Linked DNA regions of Homo sapiens: region 2 is linked to region 1. Evidence: chromatin loops called from intact Hi-C (ENCODE). Cell type or tissue: ascending aorta. All regions are shown on one strand. Links, peaks and the distances in the headings refer to the core of each region. The heading gives the core; the rest is flanking DNA. Region 1 overlaps LRBA (LPS responsive beige-like anchor protein). Region 2 overlaps LRBA (LPS responsive beige-like anchor protein).

What was found. Hi-C counts contacts between places; a loop is a spot of excess contacts. Peaks named below come from ENCODE experiments on the same cell type or tissue, not always from the same donor. Only the 100,000 strongest peaks of a DNase experiment are listed, where the experiment ranks them.
Region 2: it touches region 1 in a loop (1.8-fold over the local background); 1 of 110 quality-filtered maps calls a loop at or near these places.

What each region holds. Positions count from the first base shown.
Region 1 is chr4:150,512,965-150,517,372 of GRCh38, forward strand. All of the region lies in intron 40 of LRBA (LPS responsive beige-like anchor protein), which reads right to left. Among named protein-coding and RNA genes, the nearest start is that of LRBA-AS1, 64 kb to the right of the region's middle. In ascending aorta, for the core only: no CTCF peak of the experiment used is centred there; no DNase peak of the experiment used is centred there.
Region 2 is chr4:150,300,309-150,304,716 of GRCh38, forward strand. LRBA (LPS responsive beige-like anchor protein) reads right to left here. Exons shown (of 57, transcript NM_001364905.1): 53 at 2,317-2,484. Among named protein-coding and RNA genes, the nearest start is that of DCLK2, 220 kb to the left of the region's middle. In ascending aorta, for the core only: no CTCF peak of the experiment used is centred there; a DNase peak (open chromatin) is centred at 2,403.

The DNA of each region.
Region 1 (4,408 bases), core at 100-4,099:
GATGTAGGCAAAAAGTCATAGGCTATGTTAAGTATAGGTAAGGAAGTAAGTGGCTTATGAGAGACAGACAAAATTCAAATGATGTTAAATACGTACAGTCAATTTAAAGTTTGAAATCAGCAAGACCTGTCAAAGACAGAATACATTGAATGTATGATGGCACACAAAAAAAGTGCTATTTACAGATGGATGGAAAGACCACCTCAAGGTATAATCATACTACCTCTGTGCTGGGTCTCTCATATTTCTGCAGATCTTAGAGGAAAGTAGTAATTGCCATCTTATATGACACACTGTTTTCAAGGATGTTTGCATAATTAATAGCCTTGGAAGAGACAGTATCTCAGTTTACAGCAATGGGCAGGTTTGTTTACTGTCCAGTATAAGAAAGGTAATGATGCTTTATAAGGCAGAGGCCAGATCTTACTGCCCATTGTAAAAATTTTAGGTTCTCTACAGTTGAGGTTGCTTAACTGGGATGTAAACTCACTGGGAACACAGCATCCACCTGGGTCCCACCTGGGTCCTCATTGGGAACACAGCACCCACCTGGGTCTGTTCATGATGCCCTAATAAAATACTGCAGACTAGGTGGCTTAAACAACAGGTGTGATTTCTTGGAGTTCTGGAGGCTGGGAAGTCCAAGATCAAGTTGCCAGCCAGTTTGGTTCCTGCTGAGGGCTCTCCTCCTGGCTTGCAGATGACTTCCTGCTCCCTGTCCCCTCACATAGTGGAGACAGAGAATTTCTCTTTCATCGTCTTCTTATAAGGCCAAAGTCCTATCAGATTGGGGCCGCATCCTTATGACCTCATTTACTCTTCATTACCTCCTAAAGAGTCTATCTCCAGATTCAGTCACACTGGGGGTTACAGCTTCAACATATAAATTTTGGGGAAATACACATCAGTCCATAGCATCTCCAACAAGTCACTCCATGAAACTTGGGGATGCGAGGGAAATAGACACTAACAAGATGCTTACTCTGCTTGTGCTGTAAGTCTTTGTCCCTAACCTTTGTCCTATGTCTTCTGCCAACATCTAAGAAACTGTGGCAAGATAAATTGTTAGCTTGCATTTCAGACCTTTCATAGTTTTTTTGTTGTTGTTTTGTTTTGTTTGTTTTTGAGATGGAGTTTCACTCTTGTCACCCAGGCTGGAGTGCAATGGCATGATCCTGGCTCACTGCAACCTCCGCCTCCCGAGTTCAAGTGATTCTCCTGCCTCAGCCTCCCAAGTAGCTGGGATTACAGGCATGTGCCACCACGCCCAGCTAATTTTGTATTTTTAGTAGAGACGGGGTTTCACCATGTTGGCCAGGCTGGTCATGAACTCCTGACCTCAGGTGATCCACCCGCCTTGGCCTCCTTAAGTGTTGGGATTACAGGTGTGAGCCACCACATGCCGGGCCCCTTTCATAGTTCCTGACAACCTGGATGATATCTATGCCGGCTTTAAATTGCCCACCCATTGATAATACCCAGTATAGCCCCACTCTGGCCCCTGTGGTTTTATCTGCACAAGAAATGCAGAAAAAAACTTGTAAAACTATTCAGCAGGTTAATTGGTTGGCTCCAGCTATGACCAGGGATAGCTGCTGCTGTGTGTCTCTAATAGAGCTGGTGTGTTTCATTGGACCGGAACACTTTCCTTCTGTGGTCTCCCTTGTACTCAAACCTCAATTCTGGCACTTGTAACATCAAAGAAAGGCATACGAGGCAGAAAAAGAGACAGGACATATAAATGTTACATGAACCAGGACTCAAGAACTCTGATCTTTCTACCTGCTTGCATTCGATCCGAAGTATATTAACTTATCCCAACTCTCTTCCATTTCTTCTTATTGCGTATGTTAAATTGATTTAATGAATCATCTGCTTTGAGAAGCTTATTTGATCTGTGAGCCCTTCTGTTCTGTGAAATCTGGGACGACTTGCCTGGTAGTGTACTAGGAGGCAACATTGCATTAGGTAATTTCCCACAGAACAGGTTCATAGCTAACCTTTATCTCGCCTTAAACTACCGTTGAAAAAAATTATTCTAGGCCACTGGGGAAAAAATAGGAAGCTCCATAATTCATTTATTAAGCCAGCATAATGTTAATGCTGAAAACTTAAAAAGAGATAAAGAGACTATCAAAAAGGAAAATAATAGAGCATTTTTATCACTGAATAAAGATACAACACTCTTAAGTAATCTGTAAGCAAACAGAATCCAGCAATGTCTAATGAGAACAATATAACATTACCAAGGAGGGTATTTTCTTGGATTGCAAGAGTGGTTCAATACCAGGAAATCCACAACAGGAGATCTACTCCTTATATCAACAAATTAAAAGGAAAACATTGCATCATCATTTACTAGATGCTGAAAAGCATTTGATCAAATTCAGGAACCACCACTAAAGAAAAAAAGTTAGTAAAACAGGAGTGGAAAATATTACGTAAAATAAAGACTTTTTACCAGAAACCAACAACAAATATTAGCTATGTGATCTGGGGTCAGTCATGTAGGCTTCTCACCTCAGATGCTTGTCTTAAATTAATTAGTGTAGGTACAGCTAGTAAAACAGGGCCTGGCACATCATAAGCACTATGCATGGGTTAGCAATTATTATTACAATAATAATTATCACCAGTCAAATTGCAAAAGTTGTAATAAATGAAATAATAAAATGTAAAACCTGGTATAAACATTGAAAAGAAAGATGAAAATGCATTTGAAATATCCAAAGTACTCCAAATGATTAACGGAAATATATATAAGATAAACATGGGAACTATTAATATTTGTTCTCCATTTTAGCATTTGACACAAATATTGAAATTAGAAAAAAATTTCATTCATAATTGCAAGAAAAACATTACACACTTAGGAATAATTTTAACAAGAAAGGCAGAGAGGGACCATGGGACAAAAAATATAAAACAATTATTAGAGGAACACAAAGTACAATCTGAACACCCAAAAAACTTTTATAATAGTAAGAAAATACCATTAAAATGTAAATTTACCAAAAACCAATATGTATATGAGTTTTATAAATTATAATTAAAGTGACAATAGGACTTTTTTAAAGGCTTCATAAAATTATTTAATGTTTACAAACTATATACCAGAAAATAGTCAATAAAAGGATGAAAACAAAGACTAGTAAGGAGTATTCTACCTTAAACAATATGCAAATGGCATAAAAACAAATATATATTTTTTTAAAACATTAGACTGTAATTCAGTCTGACATTTTCTATTCTCTTTTTTTTTTTTTTTTTTTTTTTTTTGCTAAGTACCTGTTGTGATGCACAAAGCTGATAGCACAGCTTAATGTGGAATGATCAACACATATGCAAAGCACCTAGACTGTACAGTGGCTTGCACACAGTTACCTTTCTATTGTTCTTCCCATGTGACTACATATATAATCTAAAGGCCAAGAGAATTTTTAAACCATAATTGGAACTCAGAAAGTACTAAAAAATATTTATACCTATAACTTTGTAAAATTGTAAAATTAATGGCAAAAATATGACTGATAAAGTCAAATAGTGAAAGATCTGAAAAAGCTATTTCATGATAAAGGGTTACTATAATATACAATACTTATAAAATAAAAAATGAATAGAAAATGGATAAAGAATATAAAAGGAATTTCACAGAATTCAAATGTCCAGCATTTTAAAAATGCTGAAGTTTATTAGTAGTACTAAAAAAGACATTAAAATAATTTATACCCCAGAAACAATAAAAAAATTAAGAGTTATAATACATTTTGCTGACAAGAGTGCAGACAAAAGTGTATATTGTTGGTAGAAGCATGAAATGTAAAATCCCTTTGGAAAGTAATCCAAAATTATTTATCAAAAATAAAAATATGTATGGCCTTTGACCCAACAAGCTTTTGGATAACAAATAGAAATAATAGTTTTATTACATCAACATGTAGGGATGGTTATTCCCACATTTTTCATAGTGACAAAAAAATGAAAATAAGACTTTGAAATCCAATGCAAATCACTGGGAAAATGGTGGTATATTTATGATGTATCTTCTTCAGTCATTTAAAAGAATGAATTAAAGTCACAGAGTTGACTTGGCTGGATATCCACAATCAATATATTATGGAGTGAGATAAACAAACATACCAAGTTGTATATATTATATGACTTTATTTTTGTAAATCAATGACACTCACTCCCTACAACATACATAAGTTTATATGAAAATGAAGAAAAACATGAGAAGATTACGTACTAGGTTGCAAATATATGTTAAGGTGTTGCCAGGCACAGCGGCTCACACTTGCAATCCCAACACTTTAGGAGGCCAAGACAGGAAGACTGCTTGAGCCCAGGAGTTCGAGACCAGCCTAGGCAACACAGGGACTCTGTCTCTACAAAAAAATACAAAAAT
Region 2 (4,408 bases), core at 221-4,220, 210 kb before region 1:
AATTTTCTAAAATTTTTATTAGATGTGCTGTTATATTATTCTTTTATTGTTTTTCTTTTCATTGCTAGCATTACTAGGAGGTAATGTCCACCATACTGCAGACAATGAGAGGGTATAGATGAAGTACGCTATGAAAAATATAACATTATAATATTTACTCTAATGCCAACAAGATGGTGTTTTGTGGTGATTTATTTGCTCTAATCATCCTGTGCTTCTGATAACACCTTAACTCAGTTCTGTTGTTGCTTTCATTTTACAGACAAGACAGAAGGACCACAGCAAAGCTTGGAACTTAGATTTTTTTTTTACTACAAACCCCAGGATTTGTTCAGTCCTACTTAATTCGTTTTTTAAAGGCCATGCATGTAAAAACAATCTCTAGGTTGAGTTACAAAGTATTTAAACATATGAAAATATATTTAAATGTATACATATATCATGATATATATCATACTTTCTTCCTTTGCGAAGAGCTGAAAATTCCTAACTTTAAGGCATACTTAACTTTCTGAAATGCAATAGTAATTACATACAAGTGTAGCTAATAGGTCTTTAGCTGCTTTTTAGAATACACATTGGTAATGACGGTGTATAACATAGAGAACATGATTAAGTAAAATAAAACAAGAAACCAAGAACCCAAATATCTATGTGTGTTCAGATTTCTTTATGTGCATGAAATACCTTACATTTTTAAGGCAAGAAAAAGTTCTTAAATATTTTGAGATAAATAGCAAAATGGTAGATTTATTATCAATTTTAAATATAGGTTTGCCTGAGATAATTGAGTGAATCTCGGTAACTGGATTTACAGAAACCAGAAAAAAGAAATTGAAAGGAGTCACTTATTCTAAGAGGACAGACAGGAAGAAGGACCAGAATATTGTGTTCATGATGAAAAGAACATGGTACTTTTCAAAAGAATATGAAAAACAAAATCCCTGAAATTTGCATCTTTGTAATTTCTATTGTAATTACAGAGATGTCTGTATAAATGTGAAATACATGTACACCTACTCCCCGACATATACACACACTACAATTTGATCACAAAGTCTGTATTATCAATAGCATCACAGGCTTAACATTATTTTTCATATCCTATTTGCATAGGAAATTATCCCTTTTTTGATTAAAACAGGAAATATCTATTAGACGTTCATTGAATAAAAACTGTATTTACCTATCACATCAAAGTCTATAATGTACATAATAAGAAACAGCTTTGAAAAATACTTCACACACACTTCTTTTAACATTATACTAGCATTTGACTAAATGTTTTGAAAAAAAGGTTCATTTTCATACAAATATTATACATTTAAGAACAGCTTTGAGAAGTCAATCCAAGATATGATGGACTTAAACATATTTAGACCATTTCACAATCTGGGGTGGAGTGACAGAGCAAGGACCGGGTATTCAGGTAAAGTCATCAGGAAGAATGTGATCCTTCCTTAACCAAATACATTGCAACTTGCCTTAAATTAAGAAACTGTAAATATTTAAGAGCAGTTAAAATGCTCTACCTTCTGAAGTAAAAATCTAAAGCTATTCTTGCAGGAATTCTACAGTGTTGTCATAATCATTTTAATTAAATTCTCATTTTTCAGGTGGTCCCTTTAATTGTTTTTTCCTACTTCTTAATGTGTTTTTCTAAAGCCATTTCTTTTCTGCAGCTGTGTGCGATTGGTTTTAATGGTAGCTGCTTCCTTTTTTGCCTTCTGTGAATTACAATTTTAAATGGTTACACATTTTTTGTTTTACTGCCTTCAGCATAGTTTCATAAAGATGTTTAAGGCTGTTGGTGAACATTTTCATTTCCCATCTGAAAAACCAAGAGCCAATTTGAGTATTCCACATTGGCCTTTTATGACCTGTTTTATCTTTTTAATACATAAATGAAAGCATAATTTTATCAAGACTAGTTTGTTTCTATGAAATTATTATTTTTATTTTGTTCTTTTAAAATATGAATTCAATAAACAAGGTAATATGTGATTGCTCTTTTATGCTGTATCTTCATGAATAAAAACTACTTTATTTGGTGACAGCTATTTCCAATGAAGAACTAGAATTTTTGGATCATAAGAATAGCCTATAATATGAAACATAAGATTTCATGCTTAGATTTTAATTATCAATGGTCACAAAATTGATAATGAGGCTATTTGGATCATTCTTAAATTATAATAAATAAAAAATACTTGATAATCCTGTCTCACTTTTACCATAACAAAAAGGTAACTTTACTGCAAAATGTTATTCTCTACATCCTTGTAAAAGTTTACTTAAAAAATGAGTCATACTTACTGCCTGGGTTATCTCCAATCCCACTGCATTTTCCATTCCAATACCACAGCAAAAGAGTTGCATCACGTGACCCTGAGAGAATGTAGCAATTTCCCCCAATATATGACTCAGAACGAGCAAGGCAAGTGACGACATCCCAATGGCCAAACACCACTTGGATCAATCTTCCTGTAATGCAAAACAATTTTCTTTAAAAATGCTATTAAAAAAATAAAAATTCTAGTGAACAGATAACTTGTAAAACAACGAAGCTATATGAACTCTGATGGTCATAATTCAGATTTTATAATAATTTGACATGGTCCAACCTAACAGTTTTCTTTGCATGCTAACAAGAACAACAAAAAAACAATTGAAAATTGTTAACATTTTTGAAAGGCATGTGTTAAAACTATTTCAACAAATAATACTTGAGGACCATGGCACTGTATCATTACAAATGGCTTCTATAAATTACAAATGAATCATGTTTACTGATTAAAGCAGGCCCAGGAGAACCCTTTTGGAACCATTTTAACACTTTCTTGAGTTACTCTATATGATTCAAAATTAAACTTAGTTGCTTTTCTGTAAAAGTACTCATAATTTAGATGTCACTAATAAAAACCTATTTCTGATTTACTGAAGATTTAATGTATTTCTTGTTTTAAGTGATCTATACAAAGACAATATAAGACACTTTGGAGAGCTTCTACCTTTTCAAATCAGGATTATATGGAAATTATGATGAAAGAACTAATATATTGTGATTGCAATTTGAGCCAGGTGATTCTTTGTCTTAATTTTCTGATGAAAATTCCTTGAGGGTGAAATCAAGATGGTAATGACTGGGGACAAAGGAGAGGAACCCAGTAAACTTACTATATATCTAGGGCTTCAAACACAGAACAGTTGTTCATGTAAAGGTGTCAGAAAAAAAGTAAAGCCCTCACCCTTTTTTGTTATTTTTATTTATTTATTTTTTTGAGGCGGAGTCTCGTTCTGTCGCCCAGGCTGGAGTGTAGTGGCGCGATCTTGGCTCACTGCAAGCTCTGCTTCCCAGGTTCACGCCATTCTCCTGCTCAGCCTCCCAGGTAGCTGGGACTACAGGCACCCACCACCACCACGCCCGGCTAATTTTTTGTATTTTTAGTAGAGACGGGGTTTCACTGTGTTAGCCAGGATGGTCTCGATCTCCTGACCTTGTAATCCACCCGCCTGGGCCTCCCAAAGTGCTGGGATTACAGGCGTGAGCCACCGTGCCCAGCAGCCCTCACCCTTTAAGAATCTTTGTTTAACCAGATATGGTGGTAGTAATTCACACAAACTTGTCTAAACAATTAAATAGCTGTGACAGACCCCCATTCCATCTTTAGAATTTCTAGCTTACATATTTCCTTTGAAATGTCTACAGAGTCTACAGATGAATGCCATACAATGTCTACCCTTAATATTCAGCATGGCTTTCTTTTTCTTTAAATAAGTTTTTATATTTCGATTATAAAATATAATTCCGATGTTCAAGAAAAAAAGGCTACTAAGCTGAAAATTAAATTAATATGCCTAAATAGGTTATGTGTTTAACCCGTAATACATTGTAAACTTCTTAAAAGGTTAAGGTCCCAAGTACTGGCATATCAAGTGTATTTAACTTTTCAAGATAATAAATATAAGATAATATTTACATTAAATTTTTAAAATTCTTGATTTTAATAAATCTAAGGCTTATTATGAAGGCTGAAAATTTAGAAATAAAATTCTGAAATATTATCTAAATCAGATGGAAAAGTCAAATACATGTTTTCATTCATGAGTGGCAGTCTTGCATATAGCCTACTTCTAATAAATTTAAAATCAGATTCACTTCAATCTCAAGTTGCAAAACTAATATAGTACTTTTTTTCTCCTGTGATTAAGGGAGAGCAGACTTCAAAGCAAGTGTCTCTAGCTGCTAAATGTTCAAGATGTTCACTTTTGAATTTCTTCAGCCTTTTAAGTTGACACCAAAACATTTCATTAAAAAATAAGCTTATATCAATAAAGAATAAAAAAGAATCCAAGACCTTCAAGAACTAAAAAAAATTGAGCAAATTAAATGTGAAATATATAATAA